4 separate regions of the Mus musculus genome follow, and regions 1, 2 and 4 are each linked to region 3. Evidence: chromatin contacts called from ENCODE Hi-C or POLR2A ChIA-PET data. All regions are on one chromosome and are shown on one strand. The core of a region is the stretch at or near the end of the contact, and the rest is flanking DNA. Distances in the headings are between cores, read along the strand shown.

Evidence for each region. A loop is a pair of places that touch in the nucleus more often than their neighbours do. ChIA-PET counts read pairs that join two places held with the same protein, here RNA polymerase II (POLR2A).
Region 1: a loop to region 3 is called in a map of gastrocnemius, with 3 times the contacts of the local background. The contact joins the enhancer-like site here to the promoter of Adamts1 in region 3. A Hi-C loop is called at or near these places in 4 of 37 maps with a recorded cell type or tissue (Patski, gastrocnemius and heart). POLR2A ChIA-PET finds 5 or more read pairs at or near these places in 1 of 5 experiments (Patski).
Region 2: a map of heart shows a loop between it and region 3 (4-fold over the local background). The contact joins the promoter of N6amt1 here to the promoter of Adamts1 in region 3. A Hi-C loop is called at or near these places in 1 of 37 maps with a recorded cell type or tissue (heart). POLR2A ChIA-PET finds 5 or more read pairs at or near these places in 2 of 5 experiments (Patski and embryonic stem cell).
Region 4: a map of heart shows a loop between it and region 3 (8-fold over the local background). The contact joins the promoter of Bach1 here to the promoter of Adamts1 in region 3. A Hi-C loop is called at or near these places in 1 of 37 maps with a recorded cell type or tissue (heart). POLR2A ChIA-PET finds 5 or more read pairs at or near these places in 1 of 5 experiments (Patski).

Annotation. Positions count from the first base shown.
Region 1 is chr16:87,065,998-87,069,206 of GRCm38, reverse strand. No RefSeq gene overlaps it. Among named protein-coding and RNA genes, the nearest start is that of Gm38477, 18 kb to the right of the region's middle. Within about 2 kb of position 1,482, at least 1 of the 3 ENCODE cell types and tissues checked has a DNase peak (open chromatin) inside an H3K27ac peak, as active enhancers do; it is gastrocnemius, where a contact is called at or near this core.
Region 2 is chr16:87,352,152-87,355,628 of GRCm38, reverse strand. It overlaps N6amt1 (N-6 adenine-specific DNA methyltransferase 1 (putative)), which reads right to left and starts at 1,444. Exons shown (of 6, transcript NM_026366.2): 1 at 1,243-1,444. The coding sequence starts at 1,376.
Region 3 is chr16:85,801,388-85,804,444 of GRCm38, reverse strand. It overlaps Adamts1 (a disintegrin-like and metallopeptidase (reprolysin type) with thrombospondin type 1 motif, 1), which reads left to right and starts at 1,332. Exons shown (of 9, transcript NM_009621.5): 1 at 1,332-2,467. The coding sequence starts at 1,735.
Region 4 is chr16:87,697,412-87,700,564 of GRCm38, reverse strand. It overlaps Bach1 (BTB and CNC homology 1, basic leucine zipper transcription factor 1), which reads right to left and starts at 1,611. Exons shown (of 5, transcript NM_007520.2): 1 at 1,509-1,611.

The sequences.
Region 1 (3,209 bases), core at 233-2,732, 1.3 Mb before region 3:
TTAAGGTGCTAAGACGGATTAGGAGAGCAACTAAACTGTGCTTGGAGGCTCAACCAAGGCCTCGTGGGGAGGGGAGTGCCTCTTCCGAACTACCAAGTAGTGTTATGCAGAGAAGTAGGTGCTCTGGGGGAACTGACCATGCTGAATTAGCCTTTCATGTTGTTTTGTGGTAATTTTTTTTTTTACATATATTACCTTTCTTGAACTACAAACCAACATAGGTATGTCCTATATTTCCATTTTTGAGCTGTTGAAATAAATGGTCACAAAGAGCAAAAACCACATTCTTATATTATTCGCTAGAGGTAGACGTGACTTCTGAGTCTAGGATCTTTTGATTCCATGCCTATTTTTATTCCTTCCAAAACATTCCACAGAGGACATGCTAGGAAAATAATACCTCCAAGTGGCCCATTTATGGTATTTTGGAAGAGAAAGGCAAGTAACAGAGTGTAAGTGGGTCAGAGTCTCCAGAGCATGTAGTTTGGGGGGACAGCAAATATCTCTGCAAAGAAACAAAGCTGGACTTGATTATTCTGTTGTGTTTTGAGTTTTCACCTCTAGTTTTGTTTATACACACTCATCTGTACCCAACTCCCTCTCTCCTCATACCCACCTTACATAATACATGAGTCTACCACTTCATAACCTTAGCCACAGTCTCTCTTTCCTCTTTTCTCTTAGCACTACTCCTGGACTCATGCAAACATTGTCTTTGTCAAAGTTTTTTTCAACCCCACATTCAGAACAATGGACACAGACATTGTTTCCCAAAACTCTTTTCTTGTACTTCAGAATGCATGTAAAGTGAACTATGGTAATTGACCTGCAGCTATTCACACTCTTGGGAGCCAATTTATATAGTTTATATTTGTATCAAAAAGCACTCAGCAAAATGAATTACAAGCTAAACTTTCTAGTTAAAAATACACTTGGCTAGTCATTTGTAGTGGTGTTCCATTTCACATAGAGGTGACTGGGCAATCTTGATCTAGGCTACTCATTAAAAGTCCCGTGGCACTGATTTTGAAAGAGGTAGCCAGTCAAGCCTAGCATTTTGGCCAAAATCCAGATTAGGTCATTGGGTTCTGCCTCTTAAATTTTCTGTGTCTTTTGATGGTATTCCTGGTTATTTTTTGTTCCACTCTTTAGACTGTTGTTAATCTGTTTTCAATAGTCAAATGTGTATACAAACATATTCATGGTATTGTCATCTAAGTCAGCAGGTGAACAAATATTGCTACAAAATTTCCTTTGTGCAGTTAAGTGTGGAGTCTTTGGTCATCCTTATTTTCTGGTAACCTGTTGTCAAATAACAAATCACTCACAAAACTTTGTGGCTTAACGCAATGGCATTTAGCATACTCAGATTTCTGCTATCTAGGGGACGGTTTTGGATATAAATGTCACTGCTCCAGTTAGCATCCATAGGGTCACCCCACAGTCTGGGTATTAGAATTAGCTGATGGCTGCTCACTGGTGTGCCTGGCACGTGATACTGACTTTGGCTGGGACTTCTGTAGGGATCTGTGGTTGATATATAGCCTTTCCATCGGGTTACGCAGTCCTTTTGCAGTGTGGTTGCTATGTTTTAAGGATTGATTTCCAAAGAAAGAATTAGGTTGAAATTGAATTTTCTTTTCTAATTTAGCCTGGGGCTGTCTGTGGCATTCTGTTTCTGCATGAAGAATCATTACTTTCAGTCCACGGTCAAAAGGAAGGGAATGAATTGTTAGGTTTGAAAAAAAATATTAATTAAATTCATTTTGAAAATTCCATTCATGCATATAATGTATTCTGATTACCATGATCTTCACCTCATTTCCCTCCCACTCCTCTCAAGTCCCTCTCTTCCCTGTAAGTCTTTTTCCCTCATTCATGCTTTGTTTTGTTTTGTTTTGTTTTCTGACCCATTTAATTTAATAAAGGTCAGAGTGTGGAACTGGAGCCTGGTAGGTTTGCTAGTGGATATACAACTGAGGACAAGGCCCAATTGGCACAATGAATACCTGCTGAACAATACATACATGTCCTACGCAATCCTGTTGATAATGCTACAAGCCCCAGCAATCCAAGCCAGTAGTCTGTGGGCTTTGCAGACTTTTTCTTGTTCTATGGTCTGCATGTCTCAAGTGTCTGTTCTACCTCCTGATCTTTTCCTTCCAACCATCACCATGGTTCATGAGATTATTATCCTGACATGGAGTTTGAGGGTTTCCTGGTTCCTCGTCCTAACCCCTACTATGATCTCCACTGCTCTGACAGCAGGGTGTCTAAAGCATAAACCTGCCCCCCTCCAAGAGATTCTTTACCATCTTACCATATTAAATTGGTGCCAAAATCTCATATCAACATAGCACACAAGAACATTCTGAATTTGAATTGGTAGAGTTTGATTATCCTTTCCTGTCACTGGTCACTGAAAATTACTTCCTGTGGCTAGAGGATTTCCCACATTCTGAAATTTGGTGGAAGGCACAAACTAGTTCCAACAATTTTGTTTTTCTTTTTTAGATTTAGATGCTATATATTCTGGCTTCCTAAGACCTAGAAGAGTTGAACATCTAGATTTCTTCAATACTGAGCAGAGATGGTATGTTTTATGAAGTAAAACAAAACAACCCCCCCCCCAAAACCAAAACCAAAACCAAAACAAAAAAACCAAAAACAACCCAAAACAATATTTGTTCTATTTTGTCCTGACAAACTGCATAGAGCACTTCATTTCTGGTCACCAAAATGTGTTTTATTTTCCTCTCACTTGATTTCTCTAATTGATGCCAGTTTCTTTCTTATTAGTATCACTAATTGTGGTGCAGTGTCTCCAAGTTCCTGTTCTCTAATTCAAGGATATGAAATAAAATCCCACGTACATAGGCTAAAATAGTAAGGAAACTTTATTTTTAAGCAACATGATAGACAAAACAATCCAATAACTCAACTCAGTTTTGATGTTTCTTGCATGAATTCAGTTTTAGACCCAATGGGTTAAAGAGAATAAAAGCCTAAGAAATAGGAAGAACTCTTTATTTAAAATTTGTTCTTTAATGGCTTTTTTACAGTCCAGAATTTATCCCCTTCCCGGTCCACCCTGTGACTCTTCCACATCCCATACATCCTCCCTCCCCTGCTCCCCCAACCCTGTCTCCAAGAGGATGTTCCTACTCCCCAATTCCCTCCTTTCCAGACCTCCACACTCTCTGGGGCCT
Region 2 (3,477 bases), core at 195-2,694, 1.6 Mb before region 3:
TAGAATCAGCCACATATCTATGTGACCCACATAACAGGACACGCAAGCCACTAGTGGGTCATAGTAAAGTCTGTGAATCTTACCAGGTGCCTTCTTTATGGAAATAATCATTACGGTCTCAAAAATAACTAGAATTCCTAGCCTTTGTAACAAGGTCAGCTCTATTACAGCATACGAAGCAATGCAATTTGTAGCTGTAAATTTTTCTGAGCTGTTTTGAGCATTCAAGTTACAATTCAGTGCTCCACGAGATATTCCAGTAGCTCAAAATGCTCCACCATCTATGAAGAAAGACTGGTTTTATAGGCAGAAAAAAAGTGACAATATAAATAAACATGATGGCTATTTCGTTCTGGAGACACCCAGTAGGAATCTTGGCCATTAAGTTAATGACCCATATTCTTTCGGCAAACTATTTTATTAGAGTGATTATATGTATGTGTGCAGAATGGTCCTCAGCATTGTAACTGAACCTCCAAGAACAACCTGTAGTAGTTTCTGAGGCCGGAACTCAGGTCTGCAGGCTTGACAGCGAGTGCCTTTACCAGCTGAGCCATCTTTCCCGTTCTCAGCTCAAATTCTTTTCTCAGAAAAGTTAACATGTGGGCATTTACTATTTATGTCAATTAAAGCTATGGCCAATCCTTCAACAAATCAGGCTAGTGAAAATCCTACCGGCGGAGGCACGTGACTATTTAAACCTTCCCTAATAGTTCTAACCACATGCAACTAAAATTCTAACAGTTCAATTAAAAAACAAAACAAAACAAAAAAATCCCAGTTGCAATAACACTTTAAGTGCTCAGACGGCTAGTGGTTGTTCCTTGACTAGGTTGAGTGAATTTAATAGTTCACTGATCCTTATGTGTTCTTCCTTTGCTAGAGGATGTTATTCTTGCACTAAGGCGAGTTTTACATATTCACTTAAAAAAATTAAAATAGAAAATTAGGAAAGTTTTGGGACATCTTGCTTCTGGTTGCTAAACTCCGGCTGCTCCTCAGAGGCGCGTTTACATTCTTCAGATTAACAGCTAAAAGGCAGGGCAGGGTGACCTTGAAGCCGCAGGAACATCTGAGCGATGCTCTAACCCCAGCCCGCCGGACACGCCTCCTTTACCCCTCTCTGCTGTCAATCACCAGAAAGTAGGCCGGCCCACCACTTCCGGAGGAGGGCGGCAAGTTCCGGCTTCCGCCTCCCGGCCACCCCGTTCTCTCCCCCTGAGGCGCGCACCCTCCTCGCACCCTGCTAGCTCGGCCGCCGCCGCCTCGAGCGCGTCCAGTAACAGGAACGTGTCCTCCGCTGGCTCGTACACGTCGCGGAAGGCTCCGCGACCCACGTGCCCGTACAACGGCGTGGGGACACTCGGCGCCGCCATCTTTTCCCTTCCGCTTCCTATGGGCGGGCGTTGAGTACGCACGCGTCAGGCTTGCTGCGCATGCGCTTTTGTCTTACACTGGGTGGCGTTTGGGGTGAAAGAGCTTGTTGGGCTCTCTGGAACTTTTAAGCAACCTCTAACATCCGTTTTCAACTTGTGCTTACTTTTATCGGCTACCCTAATATTGAGCATCGTCAGTTATTTTGTACTAAGGTGACTGCTTTATTCTAATGACATTTGGAAAGTTTCTTCCCTTTTAAACTTGTAAGCACTTGCAAAAATAGTGTTTACAAAATTTATTGTTTTTTAAGCAACTGAAATGTAAATACCCATCTATAAGATTATGACTACTTTTATTTGCTTAATTTTGTTATACAGATTCTCACTGTCTTGGAATTTACTATGTAGGCCAGTCTGGCCAGGAACTCATAGTGATCCTCCACCTGCCTCTGTCTCCTGAGTGCTGGGACTATAAAAGCTGTGGCACCATGCCCAGCTTTTATGACTTTTAATTTTTATTTTGTATTTGACAATATTATACATGGATAACACTTTCATTCATTGAAATTATAGTTTGGGCTGGGCTGTGGTGGCTCTTGCCTTTAATCCCAGCACTCTGGAGACCGAGGCAGGCAGATCTCTGCTTGTTCTACAAAGAGAGTTCCAGGACAGCCAGGGCTACATAAAGAAATCCAGTCTCCGAAAAACAATGAAACAAAACAGAGACAATGGTTTGGAGGGCTGGGGAAGTGCTCAGGGGTTGAGACCTTGTACTGCACTTGAAGAAGACAAAAGTTTGGTTTCCTGCACCTTTGTTTGGTGGCTCACAACTCCCTATAACCCCAGCTCCAGGTTGTTGCTCTTCCTGCGTCAGTGTCACTGTTGTGCCCATACATACAGGCAAAAAAATAACATACAGAAAATCATAGTCTTTAAAAAAATGTAAGGGGCTGGAGAGATGGTTCTGGAATAAGGCTATTATTGAGGACTAGAATTTGGTCCCCAGTACCCACAGCAGGTGGTTCACAAACAGAGTAACTCCAGTTCCTGGGAGTTAAATCTTCTGTTCTCTGGCGGCATCACAAATACAGACTTGAAAATGGCAAGAAAGCTCTGCTGGTAAAAGGCAGGTAGGTGCTGCCAAACCTGAGCACATGGAGCAGGTCCCTGAGACTCACACAGTGGAAGGAGAAAACCTATTCTTAGAGTTCTCAGACCTCCAAGGGTATGGCAGCATACATGTGCACACATGCACAAACATCTAAATATAATACGGAAATATTTTTTTAGAGTGTCATGTGCCGCGAGAATTTGTTATTTTCACATGCATCCTTAAAATGTCTTTGGCATACAAGCAATGAAATGAAATAGCCGTTCTTTCTCAGTTGTTTCCCAGAGGATTTGTTTTTATGTATGTGAAGGTTGACTTTGCTCCAGGTTTGTCTGTTGCAATTCTTGAGACTGACATCCTTAGTGTTCTCCCACTGCTGTACACACAGTTCCTGGTGGGAGATCTGTTAGTGGACATACGGTTCAGTTTCTCTGGATAGTGCCCCATCACTCTCCAAACTAACCATACTTGTGTATACTCCTAACATCTTTTGGTGGCAGATTTATGAGTTGATCTAATATTAGAGATTTGTTTTAGATTGATTTGGTCCGATTGCTGATTGAGGTTAAGCCTGGGTTCATATGTCCATCTAGGGAATTTCTTCCTTTGTGACTTGTATGTACTTTCATGCTTAATTGTCCCCCCCTTTTTTTTTTTTTTTTTTTTGCAGGGGAGGGATGACAGGGTATCATTGTATAGCCTTGGCTGGTCTGACTAAATCACAGAGACCCCCCTAGCTTCTACCTTCTGCCTCCCAAGTGCTGTGATTAAGGGCATGAGCCACCATGAATGGCTGCACTCTTTTGTTTGTTTGTTTGTTTGTTTGTTTTTGATCCTGGGCATTGAGCCTAGGTTTTCAGACATGATATGTACACATTTTACCCCCAAACTATATTCCCAGCCTGGCCCCTATTTTTATTTATTTATTTTTTTACTTATTATTTTTGAGAGAGGGTCTCAGTAGCCCAGCCTGGCCCCTATTTTTATTTA
Region 3 (3,057 bases), core at 83-2,582:
CGCGCGGGTCTGCCTGAGGACTTGGGCTGTGGTTCTCAAGCTTGTCCTAATGCCTTTCCGCCAGTGAGAGCATTGTGAACTATTTCCTTCCTCTGGGTCACAGAACCCCTCCCTCTTTCTCAGTTCAGGAGCCTCTCTCGACTTTTTCTTAGGGGCCGGGGTTGGAAGGGCTCAGCTTTTGTGACTTTCGTAACGCGGATGCTGCCTTTCCCTTCCCGGTAGGAAGCGGGGAGGGGGGGGGAGGGGAACTCGGTTTCCTTCCACCCCATCACCCAACCCTCCTTCCCCCCACACCGTTCCCCCCCGCCGCCGCTTTGGACTTGATACTGAAGTGGGGAATCTTAGATGCATCTGTCCGCCTGGCCTGCGGCCTGCAGCAGCTGCTGTTAAGATTTTGGAAGAACGCAGACTAGAAGGGAGTTGCTTCTCCAATGAAGAAGAGAAAGCAGAAATCCCTTTTTTTTTTTTTTTTTTTTTTTTTTTTGTCTCTAGGGAACTAAAGCTGGTTCCAGATAGACTATTCTGGAAAAAGCCAAGATACACACACACACACACACACACACACACACACACACATCGCCCCACCCCCACCCCCCACCCCAGAGGTCTCTAGGTAGGACTTGAGGAAACTGTTAAGGTCGTTCCACGTGGATTTTTAGAATCCAGAGTTGGAGAGGTGCTCTATGAACCACCACCACCACCACCACACACACACACACACACACACTCTCTCTCTCTCTCTCTCTCTCTCTCTCTTCCTCTCTCTTTCTTTTCTCTTCCTGAGAAGCGCAGAATCAACACTTTGCCCAAGAAAAGCTGGGGTAAAGAGAAGGACGCTTTAGCCATGGTGCCCATGGAAACGTAGACGAGACGGAAAAGTAGGGTGCTTTTTAAGAAAAGGCAGCTGTAGCTAATAGCCCACTTTGGGGCAGAAGAGGCTCTGACTAGGGGAGAAAAGGAATGTTGAGGAATCTTTTCAATTCGACCCTCTTTCTTGGAAACTGCAGCCCAGCCGGGGCACAGGAAGGGCGACAGGAAGCAGGGTGGTCCGGGAATCAGCAGCCGAGAGATGAAGTTAAAGGTTCACTCTTTTCCCCAGAGCAGCCAGCGCTGTACAAAGTGCTGGTCCCAGCGCTGTTTCGGCGTCTTACACCCCCAGAGTGACGAGCTGTGGCGTGAGGCCAGGGCGGAGGCTGCCCCCTCCCCCTTCAGGCCCCGAGGCGCAGAGCTCGGTTTAGCACCGACTGAGCTCAGGGGGCGGTGTCGCAGTGTTGGGGGAAGGAGGGGCTCCTATGTGGCTATAAAGGGGCGGCCGGGGCTGCCTGGTCCTTGCACTCGCTAGAAAGCAGCTCCGAGCTAGGTGCTATCGCAAGGCCAGAGCGCACAGCCCGGCGGAGAGAGCAGATCCTTGCTCAGATCGAGTCAAATCGGGGCCAAGGCGGAGGACGAAGAGTCCAGGCTCCTATTCTGGACTTGTTCCCCAGCTCCGGGGGCGCTTCTAGGTCCTGCAGCAGCCAGCAGTGCGGAGCCACCAACTCGGTGCTGGAATGAAAAAATTCCCGCGCGCCAGTGCAGAATCTTTCTAAGTGACCCGGAGCTTCGGGTGCTAGCTCTGCACGAACTTTCCCATCAAAGTGATCGTGAATTTTAAGCATCAGGAGCAGGCCAGCGAAGCTCTACGCGTCTAAACGTCTATCCAGACCAAGAGTTCTCTGCGGTGCAGGGTGCGGTGCCATGCAGCCAAAAGTCCCTTTGGGGTCACGCAAGCAGAAGCCCTGCTCCGACATGGGGGACGTCCAGCGGGCAGCGAGATCTCGGGGCTCTCTGTCCGCACACATGCTGTTGCTGCTCCTCGCTTCCATAACAATGCTGCTATGTGCGCGGGGCGCACACGGGCGCCCCACGGAGGAAGATGAGGAGCTGGTCCTGCCCTCGCTGGAGCGCGCCCCGGGCCACGATTCCACCACCACACGCCTTCGTCTGGACGCCTTTGGCCAGCAGCTACATCTGAAGTTGCAGCCGGACAGCGGTTTCTTGGCGCCTGGCTTCACCCTGCAGACTGTGGGGCGCAGTCCCGGGTCCGAGGCACAACATCTGGACCCCACCGGGGACCTGGCTCACTGCTTCTACTCTGGCACGGTGAACGGTGATCCCGGCTCTGCCGCAGCCCTCAGCCTCTGTGAAGGTGTGCGTGGTGCCTTCTACCTACAAGGAGAGGAGTTCTTCATTCAGCCAGCGCCTGGAGTGGCCACCGAGCGCCTGGCCCCTGCCGTGCCCGAGGAGGAGTCATCCGCACGGCCGCAGTTCCACATCCTGAGGCGAAGGCGGCGGGGCAGTGGCGGCGCCAAGTGCGGCGTCATGGACGACGAGACCCTGCCAACCAGCGACTCGCGACCCGAGAGCCAGAACACCCGGAACCAGTGGCCTGTGCGGGACCCCACGCCTCAGGACGCGGGAAAGCCATCAGGTATAAGAGTGACCCCCATCTCTCAGTCTTTACGAGGCGTGACTTGGGGTCACACTCCAGATCGCCTCTAAATGCGAATGACTCAGACTTGCAGTGAATTGAAGTTCTGGGTCGTGACCTTCCCGCTCCCCCCCCCAAAAAAAGTGTGACCATACTCTGCTAGAACACTTATTTGCCCGAATAGTTAATAATTTGAGAAAGAGAGAAAGAATCGGAGGTCCTGTAGATAAGGGCTAAGCGTTTCCTCCGCGAAGCCAATAACCCGACTCCTTACACTGAAGAATCTCTCTCCATCCCTTTAATGCCTTTAGTGAATGTATGAGTTCACTTTAACTAGGTTGTAGTTTCGCGCTGAGTTTTGTAACGTCAGTCCGTGTGAGCACGTAGCGCTCAAAGGAGGGCGGAGTAGAGGAGCCATGGTGACCTGGATGTGCGTTCAGGAGCCTGGGCAACGGCAGTGGTGATCTCATTTCTGTGGCCTTCCGTCTGTCCCCTTCCCCCATTTGAAAAGCTGACCCCGATGGCTGGTGGCTCCGTTGGGCCCCTCTGCAGAACCTGCTTGGGAGGTCTTTGCTTGGCTCGCCCCGCCT
Region 4 (3,153 bases), core at 362-2,861, 1.9 Mb before region 3:
GAAAACCTAAAAGCCCTAAAAGGAAATCCCCTTTGTGGCCTCATTTTAAAAAAAAATTATAAAGAATAACTTAAGCATGTATACACCACTCTGCATCAAAATACTAAAGGCAAAGCGAGGACAGCAAGGGAAAGAAATGATATAATACTGCTGACTGCCTTACTTCTATCTGAAATCTCAAAGATCCAGCTTCCTCCAGCACAAATTGAGTCTCCCGCAGTAGGCCACGAGGCTGCTGTTTAAACACCACCTCGGTGTTCCTTGGCCACGTCTTAAGCACGCTCTACCACGTCAGCCACTGATTACCTGGATCAAAACACACAGCCCGCAGCTGGACCCCCTCCGGCCTCCTGAAGCCACCCCTCGTGTGTGCAGCTCAGCCTTTTATAGTGGAGGCATGTGATGCGCGTATCTGCACCAGCTGTTCCTAATTACCTCTCAGTCTGGGGTGAATGACTCAGCAACACAAACTCTTTTAAAGAGTCACCCTACCTTGTTATCCAACCAACGTAGCGAACAAAGGGAAGCCACTTGACAGATCCGACGGTTAAACAACAAGAGGCGATCACTCCTCCAAAGCTACCCAACTCCAAGATGACTCACCAGGAGCCTTTTTTCCTCTAGACTCCCTTACGATGTCCAAAGCCAGAAGTGGCAAGCGCCTTCAAGCCCAGCCCAGAGCTTGCACCACTACCACAAGAGCAGGAAGAATAGGCCAACCCATACCTCTTCCCATTTCTCTGAATATTTGTAGAGCTCAAAAGCTCGGCCACGAACAAAAATCTACAGTGGTCATCCTTTAATCTTTCTGAACTGCCTTTCCTGCAAACCCAGTGAGCTGAGAGGAGTGCTCAATGCCTAAACAAAGACCCAGCAGGGGCATCGTCCTCCAAGGCTAGCAGTCACAACTCTACAATTCTCCAAAAGGAAAAAGAACAGCATCCTGAAAAAAAAAAAAAAAGTCTTTGTTCTTCCAAGCCTGTCTGGGGAGCAGGATTTTCCCACACGCGTTCTTTCAGAATTACTACTACGTCTGCCTTGACTCAGCGCACGCTGAACATAGAGAGCTCACTACATAAAAGCCATCGGCGCAATTCCACTAAATGACACCAAAGTCCCGGAGAAGATCGAAAACGCGCTGGCCCTGGCCCTACCGGACACGAACACAAAAGCTGGTGTCGTTAACATCGAGACCCACTCTGCCTATGCTGTGCGAGTCCACATTACAAACGTGCGCCAAGCAACAACAAAGGGAAGCGCGGAGCGCCCGGTAGTCCCGGAACCCCGGCCCGCTCGGCCTTGCCCCCGCAGCAGGCGGAGCGGGACGCGGCCCGCGGCGGAGCGCGGTGCAGGGCGGCGCCGGCACGGCCGGCCCAGAGAGTCCGCGCAGCGCGTAAACAGCGCGCAGCCCGCCGCCCCTTCTAGGCCCGCGCGGCCGCCCGCCACCAGCCCCGGTGACCCCCGGAAAGGACGGAAGGACGGCACCGCGCACCGCCCGAGCCACTTACCGGAGCCGAGACGCGGCGCGGCCCGACTGCAGGCGGCAAGCGGCGGTCAGGTGACTCACTCCCTCTGCGCGGACAGCCGCCCGTCTCCTCCCCTGCGCTCCGTTCCTCTCCGCCACCACCGCCAGCGCCTCGGGGCGCTAAAGCCCCGCCCCCGGTTCCGCCCCCGGGCCCCGCCCCGTAGCTGAAGCCCTGCCGAGCTCCAGGCCACGCCCTGCCTGGAGCCACGCCCCGTTCCAGGCCACGCCCTCCGCTAGTAAGAGCCTCTCTATTTCGCCTCCTGCGAGCTCCGTGTAACGTTGTGGATTGTATTGCTGAGCGCCAGGCCTCCAACCGCGTCGCCCTATCTCTGCCTTTGGTGGCAAGGTTACACGTCACGGAAGACCACCTCTTCCTCACCTGCTGAAGGCAGGGAAAAAAAAAGGCTGACGCCTCCACGCCCCCAGGGTTTTTGTTCACACAGCCCCTCTCCCCCCTCCCCCCCCCCCACACACAGATTAGATAAGGTCTTCTGCCCCACGCCCCCAAACCTCGGAAGCTCAGTTCGGCCAAGCTCCTGGGCTGCTTTCCTGTAGGAGCACAAAAACCAGGTGTTTGAACTTGCTGAAAAGGGTGTATGTCAACATCTGTCTGAAGCTCCGCAGGACTTTTAGGAGCAGATTCTGAGAGGGGGAGGCTGCTGCCCCTCTGAATGATCACTAGCTTCCCTTCTAGTTGTTTGTGTCCTTGAGGCCCTTCCTCGAAAACCGCAAGGCAGGTAACCTGGAGTGTGCTTTGCTCATTATAACCCATTAATATGCATGCTTCCCCGATCAAATCCCTTTACTCCTTGTGCTCAGCCAATACTGCTTTGAGAGTTATTCTTGCGCCCTTCATACTTGCCTGAATATAAGCTGCACTCTTATCTGCCTAGCCACGACGGACTGCATTCACCAATGGGCAAGCACGCTGTACTGGGCTTCATATCCGGAATATTGTACTGTCTGGCAGCCTCCTGTTGTCCCTCTACGCTGCACTACCAGGAAACATGGACGCATCCGTGTCTGGTCATGTCAGACGTCTTCCCTCAAGTCCTGGTCATGCTTTCATCCTCTGCTACTTATTGGGGTGTTAATCCAATTGTTCGTTTCTATTTTTTATTATGTTCGCTGTTGTTCAAGGCAGTGTCTTTACGCAAAGCTGCATGCACTCGTGGCAGGGCTTATCAGTCTGGAGAAAGAGAGGACTGGGCTGGCCAACCTGATTAAAAATGAGGAAGGAATTACCACCCCTGAGGCCAGTAGCCCTGGGAGGACTTGTAGGAAGAAATAATGTTGCTGGCTTTGAGTTCCAGAGGAAAGATGTAGAAAAATGGGAAGCCCCAAAATGTATGTGCTCCTTAAACACACACAGACAGTGCAAGGGCTCCAGGAGAGGGTTGTCTCCAAATAGTGATAACATTGACATGACTGCATCTGTACAGTGCGTAAGCTCTTGTGACTTAAGGACATTCAGTTACCTCTAAAGTAGGTGAGAATATGGCCTAAGTGCTGTGGGGTGGCCATGTAAGTGGTGACCTGGTGCCTTTGTGAGGCAGGGACAGCAACAGAGCTAAAACCAGGGCATGGCTGAGAGGAGTGTGGTCTACCAGGCTGTGAGGGGATCCAGG